2 separate regions of the Homo sapiens genome follow, and region 2 is linked to region 1. A link is an interaction called in ENCODE POLR2A ChIA-PET data of the cell type or tissue named here. Cell type or tissue: Panc1. All regions are shown on one strand.

What was found. Peaks named below come from ENCODE experiments on the same cell type or tissue, not always from the same donor. Only the 100,000 strongest peaks of a DNase experiment are listed, where the experiment ranks them.
Region 2: POLR2A ChIA-PET joins it to region 1 with 11 read pairs; 1 of 35 experiments calls an interaction of 5 or more read pairs at or near these places.

The regions. Positions count from the first base shown.
Region 1 is chr15:70,874,003-70,876,502 of GRCh38, reverse strand. It overlaps a transcript of LRRC49 not described here. Among named protein-coding and RNA genes, the nearest start is that of THAP10, 17 kb to the left of the region's middle. RefSeq lists enhancers at 154-353, 364-423. In Panc1, CTCF peaks have their summits at 1,063 and 1,266; no DNase peak of the experiment used is centred here; H3K27ac peaks cover 2,374 bases.
Region 2 is chr15:70,740,830-70,743,329 of GRCh38, reverse strand. All of the region lies in intron 1 of UACA (uveal autoantigen with coiled-coil domains and ankyrin repeats), which reads left to right. Among named protein-coding and RNA genes, the nearest start is that of UACA, 21 kb to the left of the region's middle. In Panc1, no CTCF peak of the experiment used is centred here; DNase peaks (open chromatin) are centred at 1,299 and 2,011; H3K4me3 peaks cover 519 bases; H3K27ac peaks cover 2,292 bases.

The DNA of each region.
Region 1 (2,500 bases):
GAAGACTGGATGAAATGTCACTGCATACTACCAAAGCATGTCATGCATAGCCCATCATGGCATTTATCACCTTGTGTTGTGACTGTTTACTAATCTCCCCCACTAGACTCTACACAGCCTGAAGGTAAAGACAGTAGTTCACTGTGCCAAGCACTGTTCTAAGGGTCTAAGGGGTTTCCAAATGTTCTTCCTACATGGTAAGGTTTTACAAGCATTTGCTAAATGAATACTGAATGTTGAGTTTCAGAAGATAATGAAACAGGAAAGCAGATGTGTTTCTCAGGCAATTCGAGTAGTGAGGTGTAGAGATGTAGCTTTCAGAGGCATTTACATGAAAGTGATCGTTGAAACCATGATGTAGGATCCCTAAAGGAGAGTTTTTAGACTTCCTGTGGCACTTAAAGTCTTCATTATTTACCTGGCAAAAGTGATCGAAAATGAGAAGCTGGAGAGACCAAGAACATGCACTTAAGCCTGTCTTATCCATTAATTGAATTAACTTCTGAATATTCAAGAGTTGGCTCTGCAGATAATCCACTAAAAAAAAAGAAAAAAGAAAGAAACTGTCTAGCACTTGCTCCTTGCATCTTCCCTTTATGTACCAAGAATCATGATCAGTGACATTTAGGAAAGTGGGAGAAAAAATTATTGGGACATGGCAACAGCCTGGATGCTTCTTTCACCCTGGCTGAATACCGAAGTTCCAATCTAGGCTCCAAGACGCTTATCGGCTATAGTGTACTTAGATAAATTACATTATCTCTCTGGGCCTGAGTCTACTCCCATGCAAAATTGTGATTTTAGTACCTACAACATATTTCTGTTGAGAAGATTACAATATGAAAAACCTAGAACACTGCTGGGCACATGGTAAGTGTTCCATAACTCTTAGCTAGAGGCAGGAAAGGATATTGCCTAAGAGGATGGACTTTGTAACACACTACCTAGGCTTCCATTCTAGTTATGCCAATTACTAGGCAGGTTACTTTGCCTTTTTGGGCCGTTCCCTCATCTGTAAAGTACGGCTGTTTTTAGTTCCTCGATCATAGGTTTGTTGTGAGAATTAAATGTATGCTAACCACTTAGAACAGCACCTGACACATTGTAAACATCATGTTAAATATGACTTATAACCCATCAACCCCTTACCCATATATCTTGATTCCGAGCCCTGCCTTTAGTTATGTCCAGTCTCTTTTGTGGCCTCTCATTTTAGTCAATAGTTAGTACACTGGATGTTTTCTAAGTTCATTTCACAGAGACACTAGATGGAGTTGCTGAGCTAAAGCACCAAAGAACTGCTGGGCAGCCGAATTGGAATTTTGGAGCTGAATGGAACTTTAGGGATGGTCTGGTTCACACTTTTATTTTGTAGATGAAGAAACTGAAGATCAGAGAAGTTATCTGGTATAATCCCAGCCTGCAAATTGTCTTAGCAATCCAATGTCTCCATTTCTGGCAAAATTGATCCCACTCTTCATCAGAAATGACTGAATAATGAAGCTGGATGTGCTTGCAACTCTTACTTAGTGAAATCATCTAGAACCATTTGATCAAACTCAAACAATCCTGTAAGCCCCACAGGGGCATGCTGCTGTTGTTCGCTGACTGCTCTGTCTACAATGCCTGGCATGTAGTTCAGTTAATATTTGTTGAAGAATGATAGGGATCTATCATGTTTTTAAAGCTTTAGAGATTGAAAATCTTCCTCAGTACTTGTTCCAATGCTTTCTGAAGGGGATTCCTCCTCATGTAGACTTATTCCTTTCACATATATGTCAGTCCTTTTCTTCTTTTTCTAGATTCCCTGAAGGTGTTATAGCTGGAAAAATCTTCCAGTTAAAATGCCTCATTTTGTCAATGAGGAAATTAACTGAGGCAATTTGTCCATACTCACATAACTGATTAGTGGCAGAGCTGAGATTGAATTTTCTGTAGCTTGTCATCTAAAAACCAAAAAATGCAAACCGCTTCAAAAGACTGTCAACCTTCTTCCACCTGCTCTTTAAATGTTCCCCAACTTGTCTCCAGGTCATAGTCTCCAGCTTATTATCAAATTATCAATTTGATTGCTTCCCACTTGGAGCAGGCTTACTATTTACATCCTTCCTTTTCTTGATCCCAGTTCAAATAACTAGCCTATTCTATCATTGCTGCCCACCCACCTGCCCTTTGTACCTCCTGGCTCTTAATCCCTGTCTTTGAGAAGAAAAGGTAGATCCTCTTTCTCACCTAAACCAGCAGGGATGGGTTTGCAGATATTCCAGGGAGCTCATCCCTCCCTCGTTAGTGTCAGAACAGAAGGATCCCAGACATCTAGAACACTTCCAGGATTGTTCCAAGATGGCGTTTGCAGTTCCGATCAGAGTCTCAAAAGTTATGTTGGGCTCTGAGATAACATAACCCAGGGAAATCCCCAAACAGAAGGTTCCCTAGCTGGACTAAATGACATTCACACACTGGTTTACTAACAACACCCAGGAAATGTAGAGTTTCTACA
Region 2 (2,500 bases), 130 kb after region 1:
GTAATTAAGTTACTAATCATTTGACTTTAGTTTAAAAAGGAGACCTAGGTGTGCCTATTCTAATTACATGAGCTGTTTTAAAAACATAAAGTTTTCTCTGGCTCAAAGCAGAACTGCAAGTCAGAGCAATTTGAAAGATGAGAAGGACTTTTCCTGTTGCTGGCTTGAAGATGGACGGGGCCATGTGAGAAGAAATGTGAGAGGTCTTGAGCTAAGAGAGGCTTGTGGTTAACAACCCATCAGAAACGGGGACCTCAGTCCTATACCTTAAGGGAACTGAATTCTGCCAACAACCAAACGAGCCTGTAAGCAGATTCTTTTCCAGACAAGAACCCAGCCTGGCTGGCACCTTGATTTTGGCCTTGAGAGATCAGACCCCAAGCAGAGAACCCAGTCAGCTCCACCTAAACTTCTGACCTACAGAACTGAAAAATTTTAAATAAATGTTGTTTTTTAGCCTCTAAGTTGGTAGTGGTTTGTTATATGGCAATAGAAAATTGATATGCAAGGCCACTTGGCAACCATGTGAATAAATGCTATGGAAGAAATGGAAATCTCATGAGTGAAAAAAACAAAATAAAAATTATAGGTACAACCTGATAATAGTCATATGAAACATTCACATGGGAAAAGACCTGCAGGGGATATACAAAGATCATAGTTATGGAGTTATGGTAGAATTATGAAATGTTTTTTATTTTTCATTTTTTGGTTATGATACTCCTTTTTATAATTAAAATATATTAATGCAACTTATAATAAACATATTTATATAAAACTAAGAACTTAATTTTATTTGGGAATTTATTACTGGGAACATGCAAATTCATATACCTAAAAGACTCTTGCTGTCAAGTGTTAGATGTGAAAAACTTGTGTGTTTTCCTTAATTTTATGTAATTACTAAATATGTCAGTAAGATAAATGTTATTTAAAACCTGTAGGTAATAAACTAAAAATCCTACATTCCTTGACACTCACCAGTTGACTAGTTTGCTGAGGAAATAGCTTTTGAAAATAGATGATGTGTGGAGGTAGTAGAAGTGGCAGTTGGAAAGATGGGTTTCAAGTTGCTTATGTTATGTATGGCCTTTAAAATGAAGATGTGAAAGGATTTGTGCCTATTATTACTTATAACCATGTTAAGTAATTTAGCCTTAATGAAAGAACCGTATTGCAGGGAGTTCTGTAAGTTAGGCTGTATTAATCAGAACTTTTTTTGTATGCACATTGAGAAAATAGATCAGCAAGTTTTCTAATTGCTCATATCTAATTACATTCCTGCTGTTGAACTGTTTTGACATCCTGGAAAAGGGTGAGTCACAAAAGAGGAAGGAACTACACTTATGATCCATTGTAAACACTTTTGGGTGTGGTGATGTGTTTGTGTGTATCCTAGAACAAATTATCTCATTTAATGCATGGAGGCTATCAGGTAGGTTTTTGTTGTTCATTCTAACCTGTAAGGTGAAATTTCTTGTGGTTGCTTCTAACTGCTAGTATTGAAGATACTCCTGAAAGAGGACCAAAAGTAGTGAAGGAATACTTTTGCATTGTGAGGATGAAACCCTATTCTGTAGTCATTTTTGCATGAACTGACTTATTAAAACTAACGTTTTAATCACATAGTATACTATTGCTTTTCATTGTTCATGAGTAATAACATTGATTCAGTTAAATAGCAATAATTAGAAAAAAATGATTAAAATAACATTTTCATTGAAATTGTGAATACACATGCTTAAATTAGAAACTACTTTTAAACACAAAGCCAACTTTATAAAGAACAGAGTTTTGGAAACTTCCTGGAATGCCCCTCTTTTCCACCTTCATAGTTTCAAAACTTTGGCAAGTATCCCAGTTGTATGCTTGTTGATGACCCTTTCTTTCTGCTGGGCTCCCCAGTTCCTTGTTTGGTACTAGCACATGTATCAAACAGGGAATCAGCACATGCCCCAGATCCCTGTTTGATCCAGCACATGTAGATAGGCCTTGTGGTTCTTTGAAGGGACACAGAGATAGTGAAGAGTAAGATGTAAGTGCTGAGGCTTAGTACAGGACAGACCTTGGGAGTGCAGAAATCAGCCTGCTGTGTTATTTGCCTGCTGTTAAGTGCAGTTCCTGCTGGACTGGAGGTGAAGTGAGAACAGCAGGCTCTTGCCTCACATTTTGGCTTATTGCCTGGCCTTGACAGTGAGTCCCTCCTTATATATTTTGTACCGTAGGCACTTTCCTCTCCCTACTCTCAGCCCAGCCCCCCCTTTTTATTTTTATTTTATTTTATTTTTATTTTTATTTTTTTGAGCACTTTTGCCCAGGCTGCAGTGCAGTGGTGTGATCTTGGCTCACTGCAACCTCTGCCTCCCAGGTTCAAGCGATTCTCCTGCCTCAGCCTCCTGAGTAGCTGGGGCTACAGGCGCCCACCACGACGCCTGGCTAATTTTTGTACTTCTGGTAGAGACGGGGTTTCACCATGTTGGCCAGGTGGTCTCAAACTCCT